2 separate regions of the Homo sapiens genome follow, and region 2 is linked to region 1. Evidence: read pairs that join two places in POLR2A ChIA-PET (ENCODE). Cell type or tissue: CD4-positive, alpha-beta T cell. All regions are shown on one strand. Each heading gives the region's core, and the rest is flanking DNA. Links, peaks and the distances in the headings are about the cores only.

What was found. Peaks named below come from ENCODE experiments on the same cell type or tissue, not always from the same donor. Only the 100,000 strongest peaks of a DNase experiment are listed, where the experiment ranks them.
Region 2: POLR2A ChIA-PET joins it to region 1 with 6 read pairs; 5 of 35 experiments call an interaction of 5 or more read pairs at or near these places.

The regions. Positions count from the first base shown.
Region 1 is chr5:132,629,657-132,632,156 of GRCh38, reverse strand. The region is part of intron 21 of RAD50 (RAD50 double strand break repair protein); the gene reads right to left. It also overlaps a transcript of TH2LCRR not described here. Among named protein-coding and RNA genes, the nearest start is that of TH2LCRR, 25 kb to the left of the region's middle. In CD4-positive, alpha-beta T cell, for the core only: no CTCF peak of the experiment used is centred there; no DNase peak of the experiment used is centred there.
Region 2 is chr5:132,683,796-132,691,844 of GRCh38, reverse strand. It overlaps a transcript of KIF3A not described here. Among named protein-coding and RNA genes, the nearest start is that of IL4, 14 kb to the right of the region's middle. In CD4-positive, alpha-beta T cell, for the core only: no CTCF peak of the experiment used is centred there; DNase peaks (open chromatin) are centred at 2,864 and 3,644.

The sequences.
Region 1 (2,500 bases), core at 1-2,500:
CATAACATTCCAAGGATGGGAGAGATAGCACAGGAAAATATGGGACAAAATTGTTTGGTTAGAACACACTTGGTAGTAGGAATTGAAATGGGAAAGCCCAGGTATGGAAGTCATTCCTAAAATTAGAAGGGAATAGGGACCACCAGCTTTAGGAAAATGAAGCTGGCAGAAGTATAATGGGTGGAGGTGGGGGTAGGAAGGACGGTAAGAGATAAGAGGTGGGAAAGGTGCCACGGTAATAGGTGAGAGTTACTTAGGCTGAAGCCATGGAAAGAAGGCAGCTCTGGGCTGGGTGCGGTGGCTCACACCTGCAATCCCAGCACTTTGGGAAGCTAAGGTGGGAGGATAGCTTGATCCCAGGAAGTCAAGGCTGCAGTGAGCTGTGATCATAGCACTGCACTCCAGCCTGGGTGACAGAGTGAGATCCTGTACAAGAACCCTATAGGAGCTATTGAGTGACATATAGTGGCCCAATTAACTTAACACGCTTTTATCACTTGGACTTTACAGGCATTTAACATCAAATAACTTACAGAATGACCTTGAAAGTCCATGACTGTCTGGTGAGGCAAAGATTTGAATTTCATGGGCTGCAAACTGTTATGGTCAAGTAGCCATCTGGCTAGTGTATCAGCTCCACCACCTGCCTGGAGTATGCACATCTCTCAGTTAAATGCATATACTAACTCATGCGAAGTAGTATGATTTCTTTGTGAAAACTGGCTCTTAAAGTGAGAGGCCAGGTGAGGTGGCTCACGCCTGTAATCCCAGCACTTTGGGAGGCCAAGGTGGGTAAATCACTTGAGGTCAGATGTTAGAGACCACCCTGGCCAACATGGTAAAACTCTATCTCTACTAAAAATACAAAAATTAGCCGGTGTGGTGGTGGGCACCTGTAATCCCAGCTATTTGGGAGGCTGAGGCAGGAGGATCGCTTGAACCTGGGAGGTGGAGGTTACAGTGAGCCGAGTTTGCAAGAATGAACTCCAGCCTGGGTGACAGAGCCAGACTCTGTCTTAAAAAAAAAAAAAAAAAAAAGTGAGACTCTCTCGGAGCTCAGAAAATAATGATTTATAAATTACTTTAGTCTGATATTTAAATACTCATTAAGAGTCTGAAAGATTTCATTAAAAATTTCAGTAACAATCGATTGCATTTTATGAGGAAAAATGATGGCTTTAATGGCATTTATATTTCTGGTAATCCATGAAAGTCTTAACAAGCTTGTCCAGCCTGCCTTATTTTGTTGTTCTGTTTTGTTCTAGGCTTTTAGCAGACTGAAGCCATGGTTTTTAGTTTTGTCTCTAGTGATGAGCAGAAAAGAGGGATGAGGAAGAGGCTTTACTGGTCCAACCAGAAAGAGAAGCTAAGAACCCATGACTGGATTCTCTCCCTTGGACACCCCACAGACCAATATCTCACCTTCCAGGAGAAGACCCTTCCAGCTCTTGCTTCTTTAAACCTATTAACTTAGTTTTCTTTAGCTAGACTCCCAAACATCAGCTTTTACAATTCAGCCTATGGTTCAATCACTATGGCAAGATAAACATTTGTTTAGGTGTGAAACACCACTGGCTATCTTTGGGTTTTGTAATCTACCCTCTTGAGGTTGCAGGAGCTACTGTGAAACCTTACTGCATCCATGGTCATGATAGAGATGGTGACTCTAAGGTGAGCCCTGAATAAAGCCCTCATCTGAAGCTCCCCTCGAATGCAGGGACCCAGGCTCTGAAGAGCCTCACAGAAAGCTGGCTACCTTGGATGCAAAACTGTAAAGGTTACGTGTTTACAATGAGTCTTAAAAGAAGCATGACCTGGCCAGGTGCGTGGCTCATGCTTGTAATCCCAGCACTTTGGGAGGCCAAGGCAGGTGGATCACAAGGTCAAGAGATCAAGACCATCCTGGCCAACATGGTGAAACCCCGTCTCTACTAAAAATACAAAAAATTAGCCGGGTGTGGTGGCAGGCGCCTGTAATCCCAGCTACTTGGGAGGCCGAGGCAGAAGAATTGCTTGAACCCGGGAGGTGGAGATGGCAGTGAGCTGAGATCGCACCATTGGAGTCCAGCCTGGGCAAAAAGAGCGAAACTCTGTCTCAAAAAAAAAAAAAAAAGTATTACCTAATATGCAACCTTCCACATCTGGGGAAAAATGAGAGTAGAACATTTTGGGCATGGGGTAGAACACCATATCTTGAGTGATATATTCTAACATCATTTAAATTGGTATATTGTATTAGTATGGGGTAATACATTCCAAATGATGGATAATTTCCCCCTTTTCATCTATGTGTCTCTGACCACTGCCAATGCTTATACTTAGTGATGTTTTTAGATGATTACTAATAACAGATGGTAATCAGCTTTTCTTGAAAATGCACTGCTGACTTCCTGTGTTACCTTAAATAGACAGCTGAACGCAACAATTACACTGACTGCATGCTTTATTCTAAGACGTGAAAGAATGAGGGAAATTTTGTACCTTACTTTCTTCTGGGTGA
Region 2 (8,049 bases), core at 2,198-4,697, 57 kb before region 1:
CTGCAACCTCCACCTCCTGGATTCAAGCAATTCTCCTGCCTCAGCCTCCTGAGTAGCTGGGATTACAGGCATGCACCACCATGCCTGGCTAATTTTGTATTTTTAGTAGAGATGGAATTTCACCATGTTGTTCAGGCTGGTCTCGAACTCCTGACCTCAGGTGATCCACCCGCCTCAGCCTCCCAAAGTGCTGGGATTACAGGCCTGAGCTACTGTGCCCAGCTGGAGAAATGTTTTTAAATGTGCTTCTTCTCATTGATAAACTGTATTTTTCACCAAAAATACTTTTTTTTTTTTGAGATGGAGTTTGGCTCTTGTTGGCCAGGATGGAGTGCAATGGCACGATCTCAGCTCACTGCAATCTCCGCCCCCCAAGTTCAAGTGATTCTCCTGCCTCAGCCTTCAGAGTAGCTGGGACTACAGGCATGCACCATCATGCTTGGCTAACTTTGTATTTTTAGTAGAGACGGTGTTTCTCCATGTTGGTCAGGCTCGTCTCGAACTCCCAACCTCAGGTGATCCACCCACCTCGGCCTCCCAGAGTGCTGGAATTACAGGTGTGAGCCACTGTGCCTAGCCCCAAAAATACTTCTATCTGAATTTTGTTATCCTTTTCATTATGTGTTTGAGAACAGAAACCAATTCTCAGGTCATAACTTAAGGAAGTGTGTATGTAGAATGTATTCTATGAAAGGTACCATTACTTAGTGGTAACAGTGCCATGATCTCATTCAGAAGCTTGAAGTATCTCCAAGACAATAACATTACTTGGGTTATTGTTAATCATGTTCTTTTGACAAACATTGATTACCAGGCACTGTGACTGGCAGGCTTAAGAACTTCAAAGTAGAAAATGAGAAATTTTGATTTGTCAACAAGTTTCAAAGGACTTTAAATTTTTATTTTTGTTTTTATTTTTTTTTAGAGTCTTGATCTGTTGCCCAGGCTGGAGTGCAGTGGCACGATTTCAGCTCACTGCAAGCTCCGCCTCCTGGGTTCACGCCATTCTCCTGCCTCAGCCTCCCGAGTAGCTGGGACTATAGGCATGTGCCACCACGCCCGGCTAATTTTTTGTATTTTTAGTAGAGACGGGGTTTCACCGTGTTAGCCAAGATGGTCTTGATCTCCTGACCTTGTGATCCGCCTGCCTCGGCCTCCCAGAGTGCTAGGATTACAGGCATGAGCCACCGCGCCCGGCCTGAAATTTTTATTTTTTAATTGACACATAATTATATTATGAGATATATCGTGATGTTTTGATAAAATACATGATGATCAGATCAGGGTAATTAGCATATACATCTTCTCAGACATTATGTCCTTGTGAACACTCAGTATTTTCTTTTCTAGCTATTTGAAAATGTTGTTGTTTACTATAGTCATTCTACAGTGCTATAAAAACACTAGACCTTCTATCTAGCTGTAATTTTGTGTCTCAAATGACTTTGTTTTTAAAGACAGGGTTTTGCTCTATTGCCCAGGCGTGAGTGCAGTGGTGCGTTCATAGCTCACTGCCCCCTTGAACTCCTGGGTTCAAGCAATCCTTCTGCCTCAGCCTCCTGAGTAACTAGGACTACAGGTGCATGCCCTCACACCTGGATAATTTTTTATTTTTACTTTTTATTTTTTGAGACAGAGTCTCACTCTGTTGCCCAGGCTGGAGTGCAGTGGCGCAATCTCAGCTCACTGCAACCTCTGCCTCCCGAGTTCAAGCGATTCTCCGGCCTCAGCCTGCCAAGTAGCTGGTACTACAGACGCAACACCATGCTCGGCTAATTTTTGTATTTTTAGTAGAGATAGGGTTTCACCATATTGGCCAGGCTGGTTTCAAACTTCTGACCTCGTGATCTGCCTGCCTCAGCTTCCCAAAGCGCTGGGATTACAGGCGTGAGCCACTGCACCTGGCGTCAAGTGGCTTTTTTAAAATGTGTTTTTTGTAGGGGTGGAAACTCCTCTGGTCATTCCAGGGGTCTTCCTCTCCCCCACTTCCAGCTTATGTAAAACTCTTACCTGTGTGTAGAACATGAAGACAAAATTAAAGGCCTGCCCTGGCATGTACAAGATAATAAATCGTGCTGCCTTTTCCCCCTTTGCCCCTCTTCTGCAATTGAGTTCTGGAGCTATGGTGTCCAGTTTCATCAAGCGATACCACTGAGCCACTCCCTTACAAACGCGTCTGTTACTGCCTGTGTTGTCGGGATGCTGCTGAAGACATTGTCCATCCTATCATCTTGTGAAGATTCTCGAGAAATTTCTTTTAAAGCTAAGTACCAGATTATTATATCAGACTATTTTCTCCCCGCATATATAAAAAGAGTGAAGTAAAATAATGCGTTTTCCACTGTGCTTTTGCTGATAGGACTATAATATCTGATGACCTGCTTATAGTCTTATTTTTCTCTGGATCATCATTTCCTCCTACTCCCTTTCTGCTTTGGTCCTAATAATGTTATTTTCTGTCTTAATCTTTTCCAATAAATCACTTTGAATCCATTTTTAAAACAAGGTAGAGTAAAAATCACTGAAGACCACCGTTAGCCTGTGCCTTTACAGAAGGAGTTAACACAGTTCTGAAGCCACAGCCTGAACTTAAAGCGAGCTGGAGGAGCCTTCCAAACACATTTATTAATTATTATCTCAATTTCTCTGTCTTAAGCTGTTTCATTTGCAAAGCAAATCAGGTATTCAGTCCTTTTTCGGAAGTTGAACAAATGTGTGGGAAAATGATTACGAAGAGGCTACTTCAAAAAGAACCTGTTTCCTCTCAGCATTTATCTTGGGCTTCCTGTGACCCAATCTTCAAGTGACTTTTATCAACGTTATCAGAAGATCAGATTGTCTCACCCAAACACGTTTATGGCTCTGACTAAAGAATATGACAGATCAGATATTCCTCTCCACCTGCTCCCCTCCCCCATCCCTTTTTAGAGGGCTGGGGAAATTTTAGTTTTTAATCAAAGGCTTTATTTCTCCAGTTGTGCAAAGGAATTTAACTGGGACTTTACAACTGAATAAAGTATTTCTCAGAGTCGATACTAATCTTAGCAAGAGGATATTGCCTAACCCAACCTAAAAGCAGCAGAGTCATTACAGAAATATTATGTTGGCCTTGATTTCTACCCCACCATGAGTTATGCTACTCACCAGGTAGCCTGTTTTGTTTTTCATTTTTAGAGACAGGGTCTCACTCTGTCACCCAGGTTGGAGTGCAGTGTCACAATCATAGCTTACTATGACCTCAAACTCTTAGGCTCAAATGATCCACCTCAGCCTCCCAAGTAGCTGGGACCACAGGTGTCTGCCACTACACTTGGCTAATTTTTTAATTTTTTGTAGAGATAGGAGCTTGCTAAGTTGCCCAGGTTGGTTTGGAACTCCTGGCTTCAAGCAGTCCTCCCGCCTTGGGCTCCCAAAGTGCTGAGGTTACAGGCGTGAGCCACTGTGCCCAGCATGTGCCCTGTTTTAAGTGTATCTCCTGCTGTAGTCCGTTACATGTGCACATCTCTTCTGTGTTTACTGTGTACCTGCTCTATGCTGAGAAGAATGTCTTTTCAAAACTCACACCCTCCCTTAGGAGAGAGAGGTGGCCACATGAATGGAGAATGACTGCATAGCATGCTGAGGGCTGTGGTAAAAGAGGCTGAATGGTGAGCTGCCAGGTACGGCATCCTTCCTGTGCAGCTGACATGGTGCCTGACACATGTCTGCCTGACCAAAGGGGCAGAAGAGGCTTCTCAGGGGAAGTTCTGTTTGAGGTCTTCAGCAGTTCAACAGCTGGGGAAAGGTATTCCAGGAGCGAGTGAGTTTGGATGCCATGTGCGTTGGTGGTGTGCTTGAAGTAGAGCAAACGGGGTGGAGGCAAATGAGCCTGAAAAGGAAAGAGATGGGACAGGATCCTACTGTGGAAGAGTTTTCTGTAAGCAGTGGGAAGCCACAGAAGGATTTTAAGTGGGCCATTCACATTGTGTTTTATTTTGAGACAGGGTCTCACTGTCACCCAGGCTGGAGTACAGTGGCATGATCAAGGCTCACTGAAGCCTCAACCTCCCAGGCTAAAGCAATCCTCCTGCTTCAACCTCCCAATTAGCTGAGAGCACAGCTGTGTAAAAATTTAATTTTTTTTTTTTTTGTAGAGACAGGATGTTGGCCAGGCTGGTCTCGAACTTTTGGGTTCAAGCGAAGCTCCCATCTCAGTCTCCCAAAGTGCCGGGATTACAGGCGTGAGCCACTGCACCTGGCCTATTTGTGTTTTAGAAAAACAACTGCTGGGCCGGGTGTGGTGGCTCACCCCTGTAATCCCAGCACTTTGGGAGGTTGAGGCAGGTGGATCACGAGGTCAAGAGATTGAGACCATCCTGGCCAACATGGTGAAACCCCGTCTCTACTAAAAATACAAAAAAATTTACCTGGGCGTGGTGGCATGCACCTGTAGTCCCAGCTACTTGGGAGGCTGAGGCAGGAGAATCACTTGAATCCCGGGGGCGGAGATTGCAGGGAGCCGAGATCGCACCACTGCACTCCAGCCTAGTGACAGAGTGAAATTCTGTCTCAGAAAAACAAAACAAAACAAAAAGAAACAACTGCTGGAGAGTTTGTGAAGGATTAGAGGGAGCAAGACGGGATGCTGGTTGGGATGGTGGTTGGGAGAGCAGATGCTATACACACCTGTGTCCCGGAGGTGGAAAGGGTCATCAGCCAGAGGAGTAACCGCCCTCTCTTCTCAGCTGTTTTGCTTGCACTCGTGATTGGTATAAACTGAGGGAGCAAATGTGTGTCCTCTTATTCACGTTGCCTAGTAAGTACCCAGGTGTGCAGTGAGCATACAAAACATCAAAACATATTTTCGTTTGGCTGAACTCTGGCTAATCAGAAACTAGAAGGAACAGACAGCTTAGAGACTTAAAGTTGGACTAGGAAGAAGTTGACAGGATGGATTAGAAGATAGCCACTTTAGGCTGGGTACAGTGGCTCATGCCTGTAATCCCAGCACTTTGGGAGGCCGAGGTGGGTGGATCACCTGAGGTCAGGAGTTCAAGACCAGCCTGGCCAACACAGTGAAACCCCATCTCTACTAATAATACAAAAAAATGAGGCAGGTGTGGTGGCAGGCACCTGTAATCCCAGCTACTCAGGAGGCTGAGGCAGGAGAATTGCTTGAAGCTGGGAGGTGGAGGTTGCAGTGAGCCAAGATCTCGCCACTGCACTCTAGCCTGGGTGACAGAGCGAGACTCTGTCTCATTAAAAAAAAAAAAAAAAAAAAAAAAACAACAACACTTTAGAGAGCCAAGGAGAGGGTGTCTGGGTACTTAGGGCAAAAGCCCAGTTGAGGAAACGCTGGGCGTGACAGCTAACTGGGGATTTTAGTACTCCACCTGGGAATGGAACTCAAACTTGAGCTAATAAATTGAATCTAGAAATCAGCCCCAAGGCTAGAGAAAGTGCCTGCCTTGCTCCTAGTGGAAGCTACTAGAAACTGAGAAGCCAACCCTGTGTGTCATAGGCCAGGCTGTGCCTAGCTCCATAAGGAAGCTCTGCGTTGTGCTTAGCCTTGAGATTCCCATCCTTAGATAATGTGGGCACCCTGAGATTATGTGAAGGAGGGCAGAGAAAAACCAAGAGCAGGGTCAATGACATGGACAGCAACAAGCAGAGCCCCCTTGGCATTTGTAACAGAGGTGACCCTTTGTAACTGTAGCCCAACAATGTTTCCATAAAAGACAGCCATAGATTTGAGCCAAATCATTTTTTGATTCATTTTTCCAATAAATAATTATTACCCCCTAGATGCCAGTTACAGATAGTTTATTCATTGGCAAAAGGTGGAGGTATGATAGCCAGGAGGGAAAGGTTCAGACTTACTGTCAATGTCATATTCCACACACAGACAAAAGGCATGTCCCATGAAGCAGGCACGGGCTGTGGCTGAGTTTGCTACATAAATGTGCTCAGATGACAAGCATCTTAACTTTCACTTAATCCTGAAGGTTTTTCACCCTCTGTTTTTTGTTTTGTTTTTTTTTTTTTGAGACAGAATCTCGCTCTGCCGCCCAGGCTGGAGTGCAATGGCACGATCTTGGCTCACTGCAACCTCCACCTCCCAGGTTCAAGCGATTCTCCTGCCTCAGCCTCCCGAGTAGCTGGATTACACGTGTGCACTAGCATCCCCAGCTAATTTTTGTATTTTTAGTAGAGACGGGGTTTCGCCATGTTGGCCAGGCTGGTCTTGAACTCCTGACCTAAGGTGATCCGCCTGCTTCAGTCTCCCAAAGTGCTGGAATTACAGGCGTGAGCCACTGCGCCCGGCCTCACCCACTGTTTTTATAAGTATCCCCCTCAATTTGTGTTCTCATTGTCTTCGGAAATTCAAAGGCTTGTTGTTGTTGCATGTTTGCATCCAGAGTCCAGGACTGCCTGACTGGGAGTAAATGGAAATGTGAGTTGCATCTTGCCTAATGAAGCTTATGTGATGACAGACCTGCTTAGAGTCTGCATGTGTCCTTTCCATGGCGTGCTCTAAATCTTCCTACTTTCCTTTACCATCCTGTCCTCATATACAAACTGTAACCCACTACCCATATCCTGTGGCAGACTACAACTCACATTAGCCATTGAATGCAAATGAGCCTCAATCAAAGAAGAAAGGAAATTAAAATTTACAGTATGTGTCTTCTCCGGTTGGCCTGAGGAGCCTCCATGACTCTCATAGCTATTTATTGCCCTTGGCATGCTGGTATTTTATGTGGGCAGGGTGAAACTGGCTGTGGTCAGGGTGAGACTTGAAGCTTTTGATTTGTTCCCTTATTTTGAAAGGGTTAAAAAGATGTTACATGTTTTGGTGTAATTTTAGTACTCATATTAATTTTGTCACATCTCTGTAAGCGAGGATGAAAAGAGAGTGCTCAATCACTGTTACTAGATCCATATTCTTACAGAGAACAAGTCTTCAAAAGGCAAGTTTTGATGACACTTGGGTTTTTTTCCCCCTTTTAATTTCTTTTAAATAACAGCTTTATTGAGATAGAATTCACCTACTACGAAATTTATCCTTTTAAAGTGTACGAGTCAGTGCTTTTTAGTATGTTCATAGAATTGTGCAACCATCACCATTATCTAATATCCGAACATTTTCATCACCCCTGAAAGAAACCCCACCCCCCATTATCAGTCACTCCCCATGCCTCCACACCCGCCTCCCACCCACAGCCTGTAGCAATCAATATTCTATTTTTGCCTCTGTGGATTCTCCTGTTCTGAATAATTCATATCAGTAGAATCATACCATATGTGGTCTTCTGCATTTGGCTTCTTTCCCGTCACATACTGTTTCCAAGGTTCATCCGGGTTGTGGCCTCTGTCAGTACTTCATTTCTTTTTATTGACAAATAATATGCCATTGTATGGATATGCCACTTTTTGTTTATCCATCAGTTGATTGACATTTTGGTTGCTTCTACTTTTTTTTTTTTTTCTTTGAGACAGGGTCTTATTCTGTCGCTCAGGCTGGAGTACAGCAGCGCAGTCATAGCTCATTGTAGCCTCAACCTCCCAGGCTTGAGCCATCCTCCCACCTCAGCCTCTCCAGTAGCTGGGACTACAGGCATGTGCCACCATGCTCAGCTAGTTTTTTGTAGAGACAGGGTTTTGCCTTGTTGCCCAGGCTGGTCTTGAACTCCTGGCCTCAAGTGATCCTCCTGCCTCGGCCTCCCAAAGTGCTGGGATTACAGGTGTGAACCACTGCTCCCAGCCACTTCTACTTTTTTGCTATTATGAATAATGTTGCTATGAACATTTGTGTAGAGGTTTTTGTGTGGACATGTGTTCCTAGTTCCCTTGGGTATATACCTAGGATTGGAATTGCTGGATCGTAAACTATTTTATCCTTTTGAGGAACTGCCAATTGTTTTCCAAAGTGACTACACCATTTTTCAATCACTCCAGCAATGTAGGAGGGTTCCAATTTTTCTACATCTTCACCAACAGTTATTGTCTTTTAAATGTTATTTCTTTAATGAAAAAACTTCATTTATGCACATAACACACACACACACA